Regions from separate parts of the Homo sapiens genome. Here region 2 is linked to region 1. A link is a loop called in an ENCODE intact Hi-C map of the cell type or tissue named here. Cell type or tissue: CD14-positive monocyte. All regions are shown on one strand. Each heading gives the region's core, and the rest is flanking DNA. Links, peaks and the distances in the headings are about the cores only.

Evidence for each region. Peaks named below come from ENCODE experiments on the same cell type or tissue, not always from the same donor. Only the 100,000 strongest peaks of a DNase experiment are listed, where the experiment ranks them.
Region 2: it touches region 1 in a loop (2.1-fold over the local background); 32 of 110 quality-filtered maps call a loop at or near these places.

The regions. Positions count from the first base shown.
Region 1 is chr7:2,644,066-2,652,379 of GRCh38, forward strand. TTYH3 (tweety family member 3) reads left to right here. Exons shown (of 14, transcript NM_025250.3): 2 at 2,788-2,957; 3 at 3,077-3,188; 4 at 3,353-3,573; 5 at 3,894-3,989; 6 at 5,502-5,574; 7 at 5,848-5,923; 8 at 8,122-8,177. Among named protein-coding and RNA genes, the nearest start is that of TTYH3, 16 kb to the left of the region's middle. RefSeq lists enhancers at 820-939, 1,176-1,739 and a silencer at 1,170-1,464. In CD14-positive monocyte, for the core only: a CTCF peak has its summit at 7,473; DNase peaks (open chromatin) are centred at 1,396 and 3,726; H3K4me3 peaks cover 1,752 bases; H3K27ac peaks cover 4,899 bases.
Region 2 is chr7:2,537,243-2,545,556 of GRCh38, forward strand. It overlaps BRAT1 (BRCA1 associated ATM activator 1), which reads right to left. Exons shown (of 14, transcript NM_152743.4): 4 at 7,667-7,814; 5 at 6,348-6,720; 6 at 5,962-6,081; 7 at 4,878-4,969; 8 at 4,476-4,594; 9 at 4,056-4,242; 10 at 3,737-3,810; 11 at 2,544-2,646; 12 at 2,302-2,400; 13 at 1,937-2,109; 14 at 568-1,522. The coding sequence ends at 827. Among named protein-coding and RNA genes, the nearest start is that of BRAT1, 14 kb to the right of the region's middle. In CD14-positive monocyte, for the core only: a CTCF peak has its summit at 931; no DNase peak of the experiment used is centred there.

The DNA.
Region 1 (8,314 bases), core at 114-8,113:
GGGCCAAGATGCGGCTGGTTGACATGGCCCCCAGGCCATGGGAGCCCAGGGGAGGCCCTGTGGATGGAAGTGCAGACGTGGGCATGGGTCCTGTGGAGCTCTGGTCCCGGGGGGCATGGTCAGCTGCCCCTACAGGTCTGTTCTGCCGTTGGCCTCTGAGCTATAAGGAGGGTACTGGCAGGGCCTGCAGTCACAGCCGGTGGGGTCAGCACCTCCACTCCATTCCCAGCCCCACACAGGCAAGGGCAGACCCAGGGAGCCCCAGAGCGTGGCTTTTCCAAGCTCCCTAACGTTTATAGACAACCCACTGAGCACAGAGCATGGGTACCGTGCTGGGACTGTTAATATGAGGCCCTGCCAAGTGACTGGACTGTCTCCGCCTCCCTGTGTGATCTTGGGTAAGCCCTACTGGGCCCTGAGGACCCCTCTGTGACATGAGCTCCCTGGGACCATGAGACCGCCCTGAGCTGATTCAGTTTCAGTGGCTCTGGTGCCAGCCCTGGGTCCTGCCCCTGGAGGGTGGGGGTGCAGGGCCCAGCAGTCCTCCTGCCATTGCAGGGGCGGTAGGCACTTGTGCATGGCTGAAGGAGTGGGAGGGTGCCCGCCCCTGATGCTCTGCAGTGCCCAGATTGCTGGCTGCTGGGCAGCCGTGGACACACCGGTGTGGCTTTGGACCATGGCGGCTCATTTCTGGGTGTGCCGGGCTGGTCAGCACCTCCCTGGCTGGGTGGAGGTGGAAAGGCCGCCTTCGGGTGTGGACGTCGGCCGGCTTCCTGGAGGGCAGGACACGGCATCCTCCCACTGCCTGGCAACCGTCTCCTGGGAGATCCAGCAGCAATCCCATTGCCCACTGTGGCTGAGCCTCTCATCCCAAGGGGGGGCCAGGCAGGGGACCATCTGCCCCAGCAGCTCCCAAGGCTGGGGTCCCAAGAGGGCCACACTGCTGAAGCATTGAGATGTGGGGAGAGAGGCGTTTCTCTGCAGTAGTGCCAATGAGGGCAGCGCAGGTGTGCCTGGTGGCCACCCCACAACACTGAGGGCCCCAGCTGCTGACACCCCCCAGGGCACCCCCAAGTTAGCCTCTAGGTGGTCCCTGGCCCCATGATGAGGCGCAGCCCTGTATCAGCTCCCCATCCCTCCCCCGGCACAGGAAGTGTGTGGAGGTTCTGGAGGGCTGAGCCGGGGGCAGGGCTATGCTGAATCCAGGGACCTGGGGTTGCAGGGCCTGTGTGCTTTCTCTGTAGCTTCTATGAAGCCCAGTTTCCCTGTGGATGAAATGGGGTGAGAGCACTCGGCCAGGCAGATCGAATGCAGTGCCAGGAGAAGGGACAGCTCTGGGGCCACGTTACCCTCCCTCCCCGCAGCGGGTGCTGAGGAAATGTCACTGTTGCATCAAATTAGCCACTTCCTGTGGGGGTCGCCTGGCCTCGGGACAGGGGAGCTCTGGTGTCTGTTCTGTGGTCTGTCTTTTGTGTTCAGAGACCTGGGGAGAGCCACACTGGAAGGCCGTGCTTGGAGCCAGACAGGGCTGTGTGTCCGATGGGGCGCCTGTATGCAGCCTGTAGCAGTGTGGGGCCAGCCCCACCATCTCATCCAGCGTGGGGGCACGCCATGGACGGTGCCCACCCCTGAGTGCAGCTTCTCGGTGCACAGACCCCAGACAGGATCAGACTCCTGATGGGGCCTCTTCCATGTTCACCCCTCAGAAACACTTTCATGGTCAGCAAGAGGGGGTTCAGTCCCCCACAGGCTCCCAATTTCCCTACCAGACCTGAAAACCTCAGGACTACAGCTGGGGTGGGGGATCCTGCCAGGACTCAGGTAGGAGAGTTCTGGGCCTGAGACGGGGACGGGCTCTGGGGTCCTGGGGCTGTCTCGGGCTGGGGGTGAGGACAGTAGCTGATGCCGGCAGCCCCCTCCCCAGGGCTTCGCTTCTTCGGGGGAGCAGCAGCACTTTTTTTTTTTTTAGACAGTGTCTCGCTCTTGTCGCCCAGGCTGGAGTGCAGTGGTGCAATCTCGGCTCACTGCAACCTCCGCCACCCGGGTTCAAGTGATCCTCCTGCCTCAGCCTCCTGAGTAGCTGGGATTACAGGCACCCGCCACCAGGCCTGGCTAATTTTTGTACTTTTAGTAGAGATGGGGTTTCGCCACGTTGGCCAGGCTGGTCTCAAACTCCTGACCTCAGGTGATCCGCCCGCCTCGGCCTCCCAAAGTGCTGGGATTACAGGCGTGAGCCACCCTGCCCTGCTCAGCAGCACTTCTTTCTACAGAAGATAAACCAGGCTCGGAGAGGTGGAGGGACCTCCCTAGTGGGGCTGTGGCTGCAAAGATGGTGGCTCACCAGCAGCGTCCTCGTTTGTCACCCACATTCTCTGGCTACCTCCATCCAGCGCCTCTCCTTGGGGCCTGGTGGGGCAGACGTCCTGAGCACCTGCCCTGGACTCTGGGGACCCGGTGGGGAGGGGACATGTGCCCTTGCTGGAGCCACAGAAGCCTGGAGTCGGTTCACCCGGCCCCTCCTAGTGGCTATGGAGTCTTCATGCTGTGCAGCCTTGAGGATGGCGAGACCGGGGTCCCAGGTGTGGGGTCCAGGCCTGGGTGACCCCAGGTGCATCACTGAGGTGGTGGGAGACTCCATGCCTCACCTACAAGTCGGGGATGGGGCCCACCTCCCAGGGCTGGGGGCAGGATTAAATGGGAGTCTGCGCCAGGTCCCCTGCTGGGGCGGGGCGTGGGACTCTGAGCTGGGGGTCCACCCCTCCAGCGCCGCTTCCTGCCTGCCCTCAGGCCCTGCTGCTCCTGGGGGCCGCCGCCCTGGCCTGCCTCGCCCTGGACCTCCTCTTCCTGCTCTTCTACTCCTTCTGGCTGTGCTGCCGGCGGCGCAAGAGCGAGGAGCACCTGGACGCCGACTGCTGCTGCACGGCCTGGTGTGTCATCATCGCCACGCTGGTGTGCAGGTGAGCGCGGTGGGGCGGGGACGGAGGGCGGGGCCAGAGGGGGCGGCCCGAGGGGGCGGGGCTGGAGTGGGGTGTGTGTGGGTGGGCGGGGCTACATCTCACGGGCCCGCCCTCTCCAGCGCCGGCATCGCAGTGGGATTCTACGGCAACGGGGAGACCAGTGATGGCATCCATAGGGCCACCTACTCGCTCCGCCACGCCAACCGCACGGTGGCCGGGGTCCAGGACCGCGTGAGTGGCCGCGGAGTTGGGGCCAGGAGCACTCTTGCTGCTCCGGAGCCCCACGTCTGCGCGAGGACGGGCGGGGCAGCCGGGACTGGGGCTGTGCAGGAGGGGCCCAGACTCTGGGGCGAGGCGGGCGCGCTCCCAGCCTCACGCCCGCGGGTCCGGCGCAGGTGTGGGACACGGCGGTGGGGCTGAACCACACGGCGGAGCCCAGCCTGCAGACCCTGGAGCGGCAGCTGGCCGGGCGGCCCGAGCCCCTGCGAGCCGTACAGAGGCTGCAGGGCCTGCTGGAGACGCTGCTGGGCTACACGGCCGCCATCCCCTTTTGGAGGAACACGGCGGTGTCGCTGGAGGTGCTGGCGGAGCAGGTGGATCTCTACGACTGGTACAGGTGCGGCCAGGCCCTCTTCCCTGCCCGCCCCACGTGGGAAAGCATCACCCTCCTTGGGCCAATTTTTGCTCTCAGCACCTAGTACATGAGGCCTGATGGGCAGGGTGTGGCCCAGGGCCACTGGAGGTCACAGGCAGTGGCTGGAGTTCCCCTAATGGGAGCCTTTCTCAAGAACTGACACCAGTCCCCATGACCCAGACGCTCTGAATGCCCTCTGGGGTGCCAGGCTGCTGGCCTCAGCTCCCCCTCAAGGGCCCCTGGCGCCCCACTCCCAGGCCCCGGGTCCCTGTGCCCTGGCGCACTCCCAGGTTTGCCTGCAGGTGGCTGGGCTACCTGGGCCTGCTGCTGCTGGACGTCATCATCTGCCTCCTGGTGCTGGTTGGCCTCATCCGCAGCTCCAAGGGCATCCTGGTGGGGTGAGTCTGGGGGTGTCGGCCCCCCGTGGGCCCAAAGCGGAGGGGCAGGGCAAGGCACCATGTTACCCCTTCCCCCACCTCATCTGCAGATCCTAGCCACAAGCTCTGCGGTGGGGGCTGAGCGGGACCCCCCTGCACTGGGCCTGCTCTGAGATGCCCCTTCTGTGCCTGTGGCCTGTGCCCCTGTGGCCAGCATCCCAGCACACTTGCCCCCAGCCCTTGATTTCCTGCAAGAGTCTGCACGTGGGGCACTTGTAGCCCAGGACCTGAAGCAACCTGCCCAGGTCTCCGAGTGCCTGGGGCCACCCAGAGACCAGGCTGGGGCTCCTTCCTCCACCCCTTCCATCCTTGGCCCTGGGGCAGCCTGGGTTCCAGCCCCAGCTCCGGCTCACTAGGAGGGTGACCTTGGGCAGGTGGCTTATTGTTGCTGGGCCTTGGTCTCCTCGTTTGGAAGGCAGAGAGAGCGGCAGCTCCTCTGTGGGAGGTAAGGTGTTGTCACTGCCCTTCACCACGCAGCTGCACAGCCATGGCTGGTGCCTCCCTGGGCCAGGCCTGGGAGAGATGGGAGAACACACAGCCTCCCCCCACGTGGCACTCACAGGCCACAGAGGAGCAGAATGAGGGAAACGTGGCATGGGCCAGAGGTGATAGCACCCTGGAGAGGAAAAGCCGGGGTGGTGTGAAGGCCTGCAGTAGGGTGGTGGGGGGGGGTGCAGCTTCACGCTGTGCCCAAGGAGACCTGAGCGAGGAGGGATTGAGCAGGGGCCCAAGGGAGTAAGGGACGCCTGGACAGACAGGAAGGATGACAGTGTGCAGTGGGTTGTGGGGTCCTCAGTGGGGTGTGCAGGCCTGCAGTGGGGTGTGGGGCCCGCAGTGGGGTGTGGGGCCCGCAGTGGGGTGTGGGGCCCGCAGTGGGGTGTGGGGCCTGCACTGGGGTGTGTTTTGGGGATCTGAACTGGGATATGGGGGACTCGTGGTGGGGGCACCTGCAGTGGGGTATGCACAGGAGGCCTGTGTATCTGGATCAAAGGGAGCCAGATGTGGGTGAGGTGAGGCCTCAGATGAGGGAGAGGCCAGTGCCGTAGCAAGAGCTCTGAGTCCCCAGTTGCTGAGCGAGGGTTCAGCACAGGAGGGCTTGATCTAGCTGACGTTATCAGGCCCCTTGGGCTGCTACGTGGGCGGCGGGATGCGGGGACCCACGTGAAAGTGGACACTGTTGCCTGTTCAGGAGAGGGACCTGGGGGACAGGAGGGGCGGGGCCCCAAGAGCCACGTGGCCCTCCAGTCCTGCTTCCAGCTCAGATCTCTGAGCCCCACCCCACCTAGGAGAGGGATCCATCTGGGCCCTGGGCTGTGGGCAGCTCTGGCTGAGGCCAGGCCACAGGAAGAGCCCCAGCCCATGTGTGGGCTGACCCCTGATGTGCACTGGGACCTGCCTTCTGGCCTGCAGCCCAGCAGGTGGCACGGCCCCCACCCTGGCCTGGGGGCTGCTGACTGGCTGTCTCTGCCCCAGGGTCTGCCTGCTGGGAGTCCTGGCCCTGGTCATCAGCTGGGGCGCGCTGGGCTTGGAGCTGGCTGTGTCCGTGGTGAGTGGCAGAGGGGGTGAGGTCCCCGGCTGCTGGACCTGGGCACTGGGGGAGGGACGAGGGGAAGCCACACTCCTCTCCCCTCCCATCTTCCCGGGCACTGGGTCCCGAGAGCGGTGGGGACCCACCATGGGCACAGTCCACCTGTAACCCCAGATTCACAGTCCACCCTCCTGAGTTGAAAGCAGACTCCAGGGGACGGGTTCTACCCCCGAGAGCTTCCCTTTAGGCCCAGCTTGGTCAACCCCTCTTGCTTGCCCACGCCCACCTCAGGGCTCCAGCGACTTCTGTGTGGACCCTGACGCCTACGTGACCAAAATGGTGGAGGAGTACTCGGTGCTGAGTGGGGGTGAGTCTGTGTCCACGGCCGTGTCCCAGCGGGTTCCCCAGGGTTGGGCTGAGCCAAAAGAGTGGGGTAGCTGAGGCCGAGACACCCCTGCCCTGTGGGTCCATGGTCTCAGGGAGACAGGTCCCAGGCCAAGATGCTAGTGAGCAAACAGGACCACCTTTCCCAAGTGGGAGGCTCTGCAAAGAATGACAGGAACTATGTGGGGTGGCGGGTGCCCGCGTGGCAGGGGGAGCGGCAGGTGACCCAGGGCTGCTTCGAGTAGATGCCCAGGGGAGGCCAAATGGGTGGCATTAAAGTACAGCCAGAGGTCTGGGTGCAGTGGCTCACACCTGTAATCCTAGCACTTTGGGAGGCCGAGGCGGGTGGATCACCTGAGGTCAGGAGTTCAAGAGCAGTCTGGCCAACATAGCAAAACCCTGTCTCTACTAAAAATACACAAATGAGCTGGGTGTGGTCGTGGGTGCCTGTAATCCCAGCTACTCCGGAGACTGAGGCACGAGAATTGCCTGAACCCAGGAGGTGGAGGTTGCAATGAGCCGAGATCGCACCACTGCATTCCAGCCTGGGCAACAAGAGTGAAACTCCATCTCAAAAAAAAAAAGTAGAGCCAGAAGGACGCTGCATCTCTTCTAAGAGCCCCGAGGCAGGAGGCAGACCCGAGGGGAGAATGGAGGGTGGGAGGCCAGTGGGGCTGAGTCTCTGTGGCAAGCTTCGCTTTATTCCAGGGGGAGGCCATTGGAGGGAGGGAGGCAGGGGAGAGATTTGACCCATGATTGAAGGTCCCTTTCAAAGCTTCCTCAGGCCTCAAGGGTTACAAGAGTGGGTGAGGAGGATACCTCAAGCAGGAGACAGCAGGGGCTTGAATAAATGGAGCAAAAGGTGGACAGGGATGGGCTTTGAGGGCGGAGCTGGCAGGACTTCCCGGTCAGTTGGATGTAGGGAGCGAGAGGGACGGAGCAGGAGTTGGCGTCCCTGGTTTCAGCAGCTCTGTGCTGCGGGACCATAAGCTGTACTGTGGGTGGGGGAGCAGGTCTGGAGGTGGGGGGCAGGGAGCTGGGGCATCGGGAGTTTCGGCCCCCTCGGGAGGTTTGCGATGTGTGTCGGACGGCACAGAGGCAGGTGGACGTGGGAATCTGGAGATCGGGGTGCCGTCAGTGTGTTAAGCTTCTCAGGCCCCCCTTGTGGAATTATTGTGTGTTCCCCAATAGGAAATAGAAGGCCTGTCCCTGTGGGGGTGAGGGTTACTGAATGACCTTGAAGGTGACCATCCTGCCACCCTTTGTCCCTGGAGGCCACAGGATTGGCTTGTGGGCTGGTTTTTTACCTGCCTTTGTTGAAGGAACCACTTCCACCAAAGCCTGAAGAGCCTCCTGGAGGAAAAGTCATCTGCCGCCCACTGACCTTGTCCTCGGGGGCGAGGGTGGAGGGGTGGGCCCGCTCTGCTAGGGGCGGGGAGGGCTGGTGACCGCTCAGTGCTACCCACCACTGTCCTTGGCCCCGGTGCTATCATCCTGGTCCCTCCAGGTCCCTACTGTAGCCGGCGGCCTTTGGGGGGATCTCATCAAGTATGAGCAGCGCCCCCTACACGTGTACATGTACACACGTAAGTGTGAGCTCCAGCCTGCGGGCCAGACAGCCCCTCCCAGAAGGCAGCAAGGCCAGCCACGCTGGCTTCACTGCACAGGCGGCCACAGTGATGCCTGGTGCTCTCCTATGTTGTTAAATACTTTCATCATTTTTTGAACTTTTAAAATGTTTTTTTTTAATGTTCTTTTATAATTGGAAGAACTGAACTTGTAAAGAGTTCGGAAGGTGGAACCCAGGCAAGGGGCAGTGTGTGGGGACTCTGGCTTGATGGGAGCCCAGACCCCACTGCCACACACACAGACATAGGCATGTGTGTAAATGCATGCAGACACACATGCGAAGACATGTACACACAGACATGCACACATATAAACACACAGACACATGCACACCGGCACACGTGCACACGAAACGTGCACAGAGACACATGCACGTGTAAGTAAACATGCAGACACATGCACATGTGTAAACAGGTGCACACAGACACACATGCACACATGTAAACATGCACGCAGATGCCCTGAAGATATGCGTGCAGACACAGGCAGACGTGCACGCAGTCTCACAGGGACAGCTGTTGCAGCTCAGCCTTCCCTGATGTCTCTCCGCAGACATCCTGCAGTACTACCTGGCCTGCTCGCCCCGCGCCGCCAACCCCTTCCAGCAGGTGAGAGCCTGGGAGGCCGGGACTGGGCTTCAGGAGAGTCTGAAGCACATTGCTGTGTGTGGAGGGGCCCAGCAGGCCTGGCGCCTGGCTCCTCAGCCTGCAGGACTGGGGAACTGGGGGAGGGAGCTGGACAAAGG
Region 2 (8,314 bases), core at 277-8,276, 110 kb before region 1:
CAGCCTGGGCAACAAGACTGAGACTCCATCTCTGAACAAAAAAAAATGTGTAGAGATGGGGTCTTGCTATGTTGTCCAGGCTATTCTCAAACTCCTGGCCTTAAACAATCCTCCTACCTCGGCCTCCCGAAGTGTTGGAATTACAGGCGTGAGCCACTGCGCCCAGCCCCCAGGAATAATTTTAACCAAAATAAATTGGCCGGGCGGAGTGGCTCACGCCTGTAATCACAGCACTTTGGGAGGCTGAGGTGGGTCAATCACCTGAGGTCAGGAGTTCGAGACCAGCCTGGCTAACATGGTGAAACTCCGTTTCTACTAAAAATACAAAAAAATTAGCCAGGCATGGTGGCGTGCGCCTGTAATCCCAGCTACTCGGGAGGCTGAGGCAGGAGAATCACTTGAACCCAGGAGGCAGAGGTTGCAGTGAGCCGAGATCGTGCCATTGCACTCCAGCTTGGGCAACAAGAGCGAAACTCCATCACAAAAAACAGACAGACAGACAGATAGATAAAAAATAAACAGTGCTGGGAAAACTGGATATCCACATGCGAATGAATGACACTGGACCCTTGTCTCAGATCATTATTATTAAATTAACTCAAAAAGGGTTAAAGAAAGACTTCAATGCCATTTATTTTGAGTAGAAATAAGTCATTTCTTTAATACATCAAACTGTGGGATTTCTTGACCTTGCTTCTCTCCTGGTCCTGGCTTCCCCAGAGGATCCACCGGGCTGGGCTGGAGCCCTGGGGCTGGCAGTGTCCCACAGAAGGACATGGTGCTGCCTCCCTTGGTCCTGAGCCCCAGTGGCAGACTCTGGTTCTGCTCAGTAGCAGTCGGCCTCGTCCCCCTGCAGGAAGCCTCCCGTGGCCAGCATGTCCTGCAGGAGGGACTGGGGACTCTTTTCCACGTGGTCGCTGCTCTCGGCCAGCGTGCTCCGCAGGCCCTCCAGGTCTAGGGACCTGAGCATGGCCAGCACAGCCTCAGGCTCCTGGTCCCCTGGGGGCTGGGCCTGCTCACCCGCCCGCCACCTCGGCAGGGTGGCCTCTGCGGAGGCAGTGTTGGGGCTGCCCCTGGCCTCCCGCAGGCTGCTGTAGGAAGCAATCTTGTCCCTCAGGAAGAGAAGGAGGTCACAAGACTTCTGCGCCACAGGGCGGTCGCAGTCAAACAAGGCACAAAAGGCGAAGTCAAAGAGCCCCACGTGGCAGAGAGCCCTCAGTGCCTCGGTGAGTGGCTGGGCTGGGGCCACCTCGGGTAGGGCCACGGCATAGGGGCAGTGGGTACGCGGCGGCCCCAAAGTCTGGCCCAGGAACACGAGGGCCAGCTCCAGGCCCTGGGCGCGGACCTCCCAGTCCAGGTCTCGGCTCGCCGCCTGCAGCACAGTGGCCACGAACTGCTCCGTGTCCTGGGCCGCGTCGGCGTGGCCGTCCCGCAGCCACTCAGTGAAGACTTGCATGACCGCCCGCCGTGGGAAGCCCTCCGAGTCTACGGAGAGGATGTGCAGGAGCTCCAGGAACAGGCTCTGGGGGACAGGGAGCAAGTGCGGATGGTTGGTGGGGTGGCAGGAGCGAGGCTCCCGCAACAGGACTCCGGTACATGATGGGGGCTGGCCCCGGACATGCAGTCTAGGGCCACAGCCCGCTCTGACACCTTCCCATGCTGCGCAGTGAGCACACGGCCCTCCAATCCTCAGTTTACCCATCTGTCAAATGGAGGTAACCATGTCTAAGTGGAGGGGTGCTGGGGAGACAGAAGGCGAAGCGCACAGGTCCCACACCCAGCACAGCCCCAGGGCCTCGGCAGTCACTGCTGCAGGCGCTGCCCACAGCAGCAGCTGCTCCCACGCTGCATGCTGGCCGCTCGACCACCCGCAAGCAAACGAGCACACACGATGGCCAGGCGGGAGTTGCTGGCTGAGGAACCTGCCACCTCCTACCTGCCGGGCCTCTGCATGCTCAGGGCTGGTGGGGGCGTGCAGGCCCTGGCTGGACAGCTGCCCCATGGCGGTCACTGCACTCGCTCGGACATAACTCTCAGGGTCCTGGAGGAGCTGCAGGGCCAGCTGAGGCACCTCTGAAGCCAAGAGTGCGCATCTGAAGTCAGCCTGTCCTGGGGGTCGAAACGGCCACATGCAGCTGTGACTGAGGGCCGAGCCTTGTCGCCTCGGCCTCTGCCTCCATCCCCTTGTGGGCAGCCGACATGGCCCAAGTTTCTAGAGCCAGCAAGAGGCTGCTGGTGCACCCTGGCTCAGTGAGCCCCCCACAGGCGGGGAAGGCAGCCCCTCCACCTGCCAGCACTCACCTCCCCAGTGCCTGCTCAGCTGGGTCAGGAACTCGAGGGCGGAGTCCCTCACCTCCCAGCAGGGGTGGCACAGGCGTTTCTGCAGCACAGGGAACAGCTCTAGGGTGGGAAGGGACAGGTCAGGGTGACCTTGGGGCCAGGCTCACCCTGCCCTCAGAGCCAGCTGAGCCATTCCACCCAGCCCCTGCTGCCTCCACCCCTGCGACTCCAGCTCCGTTCACCCCTGCAAGGGGCTGCGTTACCTCTGAGGAACTGCGGGATGAGGGGGCCGAGATCAGAGCAGCCGGGGGTCTTGGGTGAGCTCAGGAGCCACCTGAGCGTGGCCTGGAAGGCCTTCTTCAGAACCTGGAGCAGATAGGGTGGGCTGCAGGGCCACGGGAGACGGAGGGGCAGGCTGTCTGTCTGTCCCCCTCGCCTTCACCTGTGCTGCCCGTACTCCAGGGACAGCAATGGGGACAGGAAGTGGAGAGAGAAGGGAACGCTGGGCTTCCTTCTTTTTTAGAGACAGGGTCTCAATGTGTCATCCAGGCTGGACTGCAATCACAGTTCACTGCAGCCTCCACCTCCCAGGCTCAAACAGTCCTCCTGCCTCAGCCTCATGAGTAGCTGGGGCTAGAGGCACACATCACCACGCCTGGCTAATTTTTGCAGTCAAATGCTCTACCCCTGAGCTATACTCCTGGGGCTAATTTTTCTATTTTTTTGTAGAGATGGGATCTTGCTATGTTGCCCAGGCTGGCCTCAAAAGTCCTGGGCTCCATTGATCCCCCCACCTCGGCCCCCCAACGCACAGTAATCACAGCTGTGAGCCCCACGCCCCTCCTGGGCTGATTTTAATAGGGCAGAATATGCTGCAGAACCGGCTTCCCAGACTGTGAGCAGGAGGAGGTGGTGGCAGCCCTCACCAGAAGACCCACAACCCAGGCAACGGGATTTCTACATCAAAACATGACCAATTACGCAGGGCACCTTTTCCTTAGGATCCCAAGAAGCCCTGGGCCCTTCCTCCAAAGTTGTCTGCTGTCTGCTCAGCGGCAGGTGGCACAAGGTCTGTACCTGCCAGGGCCCAGCTCCGTGAGGGGCTGTGGAGTAGGCACATTCACAAATGGCGCTTAGGAGAACCCAAAGCCCACGCCCAGGGCCGTCTTGGTGCCACCTCATTTCCCTTGTCCAGAATTCCCCGCAGGCCGCCTGACCAGTGCCCCTGCTCCCCACGGCCCCACACACCCCTGCGTGCTGATGTATCTTCACCAACAAGAGGCCCTGGGCCCGCCCCATGCAGCCACCTGCATCGTGAAGCTCTCTGAGCAGCAGCTCTGTGGCCCTGTGTGAAGGCCCCATCCGCAGAGGCCTGCACGGGACGGGGTGGAGTCAGGGGTGGGTCCCACTGCCTCTGCCTCCCTCCTCTCCTCGCTCTCTATCCCCACCACCGTACCGTGGGGCTGGAGCCGGGGCTCTCGAGGCACTCCAGGAGGACAGCAAGCGCCTGCGTCACCAGCTCCTGGGGGCCTGAGACAGAGGTGAGTGGATAAACCACCCCCACCCCCACCCTAGGACCCTCCCCATCAACTCTGGGAAGGAGCAGAACAAGGCCTCATCCGCCAGCTGAAACCTCCTGCACGGCCCCTGCACCCCTCAGCCCCCACCCCAGAGAAGAAACAGAGAGGGACAGCAGTTCCCGGGTGCCTCCGAGCAGAAAGGAGAGTGGGGGCACAGGGATAGCCCCACGCCAAAGCCGTACAGAACACACTCACCTGTCCCCTGTGACAGCGTCCCCAGGAAGTCGAGGGCTGCTCGCTGGACCCGGACGCAGCCCGCCAGGGTCCCACAGAGGTGGCCCCCCACACTGGAGGCAGGGGCAGCCGAGCCGTCACAGAGCCGCAGGACAGTCACTGTAGCCCCCAGTAGAGACGCCTGGGGCCACGGTGAAGGGCGCTGGGGCTGCGAGGAAGAGGGCCGTCAGCCAAGGTTGCGGTCCCACTGCCGGCGTGGATGCAGGGGTGCTGGGACTTCGAGGCATGTGGGGCGGGGGACATCAGCCAAGGTTGTGGTCCCACTGCTGGCGTGGATGCAAGGGTGCTGGGGCAGCAAGGGGTGGGGGGCGTCAGCCTACGTTGCGGTCCCACCGCCAGCGTGGATGCTGCTGGGCTGCATGAGGACCGGGCCGCACCTACCAGCGGCTGCAGCTCCTCCAGGTGAGCCAGGGTGCGGCACAGGAGGCCGGCGCAGGACGACTTGGAGGCCAGGAGTGTGTCCACCGTCGTGGCATCGTCTGCCGTCCCGTCCAGCAAGCCTGGGGGCCAAGCCAGGAAGAGCTCCCTTAGAGAGCACTTCAGCCTCCCCACGGTCACCAGCCACCCCACGGTCACCACCCACAGCACAGGCCAGGACCTAGGTGCAGAGCAGCAGCTCACCAGGGGAGATGGCCATGTCCCCGGTCCCCTTTGCTCTTGGAGGGAGGCCTGGGTGTGATTAAAGTGGGGCGGGGGTGGCGAGCCAGCTACTCTCATCCATCTCCCTTCCCCCAGCCGCAGGGACCCAGGTTCTGCCCTCCCAGCCCTTTCTAAGCAGCACACCTGGGGGTCCGGGGGCCTGAACCGTGGCCTTCAGGACACAGGCCAGGGGCTGGAGAAGGACCTGGAAGGCCTGGGTCCTCAGTGCCTGTGGACTGGAGACAAACGCGAGGTGAGTGCCGCGACCCTGGCTGCGAGACAAGTTGGCTGTGCTCCTAATGTCCCCAGCAAGCCTGGGGCAAATCAGCCAGGGGGTTGGGACACCCCCCGAGAAACATTCTCTGCAGGCCACTGGCCAGGGGATGCCATGGGACAGAGTGGCGGGGAGGACAGGCCTGACCAAGGAGATGGGCCTGACACTCCTGATGTCCTTAGGAGCAGATACTGAGGGGCCTCCAGGAGGGCCTGGCCATGCACCCAGAGAGAGGGGCAGTGCCCGCTCAGGGGGACAGGGATGGGGTGCCCCCAGGTGTGTACAGCGTCCACTCTGTGGGAGGGACCTGCCCTCACGTCTGGGCCTAGGTGGAGGCAGTGTCCCCACAATGCATTCCTGCAGGGCCGGGCCTGTTCCTCCATCCTCCCCCGGTCTACTCTCTCCTAAACATTCGGAGACCCCGGAGCTCAGAGCTGGACCCTCATGGTACCCCTGGGCCCTGTGGGCAGCAGGTCCTGAGGTCACTTCCACCCCTATTGTGAGCCCACCTGGAACACTGGCAGGCCATCCACGGCCTTCCCACCTGTCCTGACCCCAGGCTCTGCCGTTGCACCGCCCCCAGGCCCCCCACCCGCATGGTGTGTGTGCTGGGGAGCTCCGAAACCCCCAACCAAAGCTGCGGTGGGGGACAGGTGGGAGGGCAGCGGAGCGCAGGGCGTCGGCAGGACCACCCTGCTCTGAGCAGAGCAGCTCCCGCATCCTTCTCACCTCTGGGGATCTCGCAGAGCTTTGGTCTGAAACAATTATTCTGTTGCTAAAGAACCTTCAGAAGCTGCCGCGCGCAACCCACGCACCACCCAGTCACACCCCGCACGGCCGCCTGACTGTCCCTGGTGTCCGGAACTCCCCTGCCATGAGGGCTGCGCTCTCAACCTCCCTGCCTGCCCCAGCTCCCAGCACCCGCCTCGGAATGAAATGCACCCCAGACCATACCAGTGCTCGAGCTTCAGGATCCCCAAAGCCAGGGGTCCCATGTGGGTGGGACCCAGGCAGCTCAGAGCCCGCGCCACTGTCTCCCACAGGCTGCCGTCGGAAGAACTGAACACGGGAGAACTGCAGGGAGACCCCAGAGAGAAAAATTACTCCCCCACCCTCAAAACCCCATTCGAGGCCTGGCTGAGACTGCCATGGCTCCGGCACTGGAGGCGCCCAGCCCAAGACAGGCCTTTCCCCATGAGGGTTCCAGGGTCACCCCGGTGCCGCTTCACTGCAGGCCATGTCCTCAGAGAGTCTCCGGCTGCCAGTGGGACATCCCTGGGCGTTATCCGAGGAAAACAGTTGCCCACCCAGGCCCCCCAGCTGCGTCCCGGGGCCCTGACCGAGCCACACAGAGAAGCAGGTCCACGAACGAGTGTGCGGCGGGGATGGGGTCTCTCTCCAGCAGACAGGCCACGCGGGGACTCAGCCGCACCCACAGGGCTTCCGTCCAGGGGCTCTGGCAGCGCCCGAAGGTCGTGGTCAGGACGTTCAGGGCCTGAGTGACCTTGGGGGTGGCCGCGGAGCACAAGGACTCTTCAACGTGATCCATGATCTTCTGGGCACACGCGGGCCAGTCACCCCCCGGCAGGCAGGGCTGCCCCTCGGCTCCACCTCGCATGGACAAAGCCAGGACGTGCACCAGGAGCTGACTGGCCGCCGAGGCCACAAACAGGCTGGAGTCTCCCTGCAGGGAGAAGATGGTGTCGACCGCACCTGGGTAGGGGATGGGGGAAGAGAGGGAAAAGGGGGTGAGCCAGAATAGAGCTGGGGGAGGCAGAGGGCCTCAGGGAAGATACAAATAGCAGAGGGCCCCCCAAGATGCCCCCAAATGCCTCTCCACTCAAAAGCAAAAAAGAACAGGAACTGAAGCTCCCTGGAGACAAGCACCTCCTCCCCCCGAGCGTTAAACACACACAGCTTGTGATGCTTCCCAATTCGTTCCTTCTTGTTGTTTTTTTTTTTTTTTTTTTTGAGACAGAGTCTTGTTCTGTTGCCCAGGGTGGAGTACAATGGTGCGATCTCAGTTCACTGCAACTTCCACCTCCCAGGTTCAAGCCATTCTGCCACCTCAGCCTCCCAAGTAGCTGGGATTACAGGCACCCGCCATCATGCCCGGCTAATTTTTGTATTCTCGTAGAGACAGGGTTTCACCATGTTGGCCAGGCTGGTCTTGAACTCCTGACCTCAGGTGATCCACCCGCCTCGGCCTCCCAAAGTGCTGAGATTACAGGCGTGAGCCACCGTGCCCAGCCTCGTTTCTTGTTTTTTTGAGACGGGGTCTTGCTCTGTTGCCTAAGTTGGAGTGCAGTGGCTCAACCACTGCTCACTGTAGCCTCGAACCCCTGGGCTCAAGTGATCCTCTTGCTTCAGCCTCCCGAGTAGCTGGGACTATAGCCACGCATCACCACGCCTGGCTCCCAAATAGTTTCAAAGACTGAGTCCTCACGGCTGATCTGTAAGTGGCTGAGAAAGCCGTCCTGGCTCCTAGGGCCTGACCTGCCAACCAGAGAACACTGGACAGCCGTACTGTCACAGTGCAGTCTTTGCAACAACCCTGAGACATCGCACAGACCAGACACTCAGATTCAGCAAGGTGCAGTGAATTCCCTGGGATCACACAGGCAGGATGAGGAATGGGGTGGGGTGTGGGCGCACTCACCATGGTCGGCCAGGAAGCGCAGGGCGCTGGGGTGCTGTGCCAGGGAGCGCAGGCCCTGGATCCAGCCGCTGCGCACGGTGGGGACGGCCCAGGTTGCTCGGCCGAGGGGTCCTGGCTCCCCAAAGAGCCCTGGTAGTAACTCCCCCTGCTGGGAAGCAAAAAAAGAAGTGAGGGTGGCCAGGCGCAGTGGCTGAAGCCTGTAATCCCAGCACTTTGGGAGGCCGAGGAGGGCAGATCACGAGGTCAGGAGTTCGAGACCAGCCTGACCAACATGGTGAAACCCCATCTCTACTAGAAATACAAAAATTTGCTGGGTGTGGTGGCATGCACCTGTAATCCCAGCTACTAAGAAGGCTGAGGCAGGAGAATTGCTTGAACCCGGGAGGCGAAGGTTGCAGTGAGCCAAGATCGCACCACTGCACACCAGCCTGGGTGACACAGCGAGACTCCATCTCAAAAAAAAAAAAAAAAAAAAAAAAAAAGAGGTGAGGGGACCTGGTAGGTTTCCAGGGATGTGGAGCAAAGCAGAGATGGGTTTTCAGTTTTCCAGGGCTGGTGGAGATACTTCTGGAGGACACTTTCTTCTTCTTTTTTTTTTTTTTGAGACAGTCCCACTCTGTTGCCTAGGCTGGAGTGCAGTGGCACATC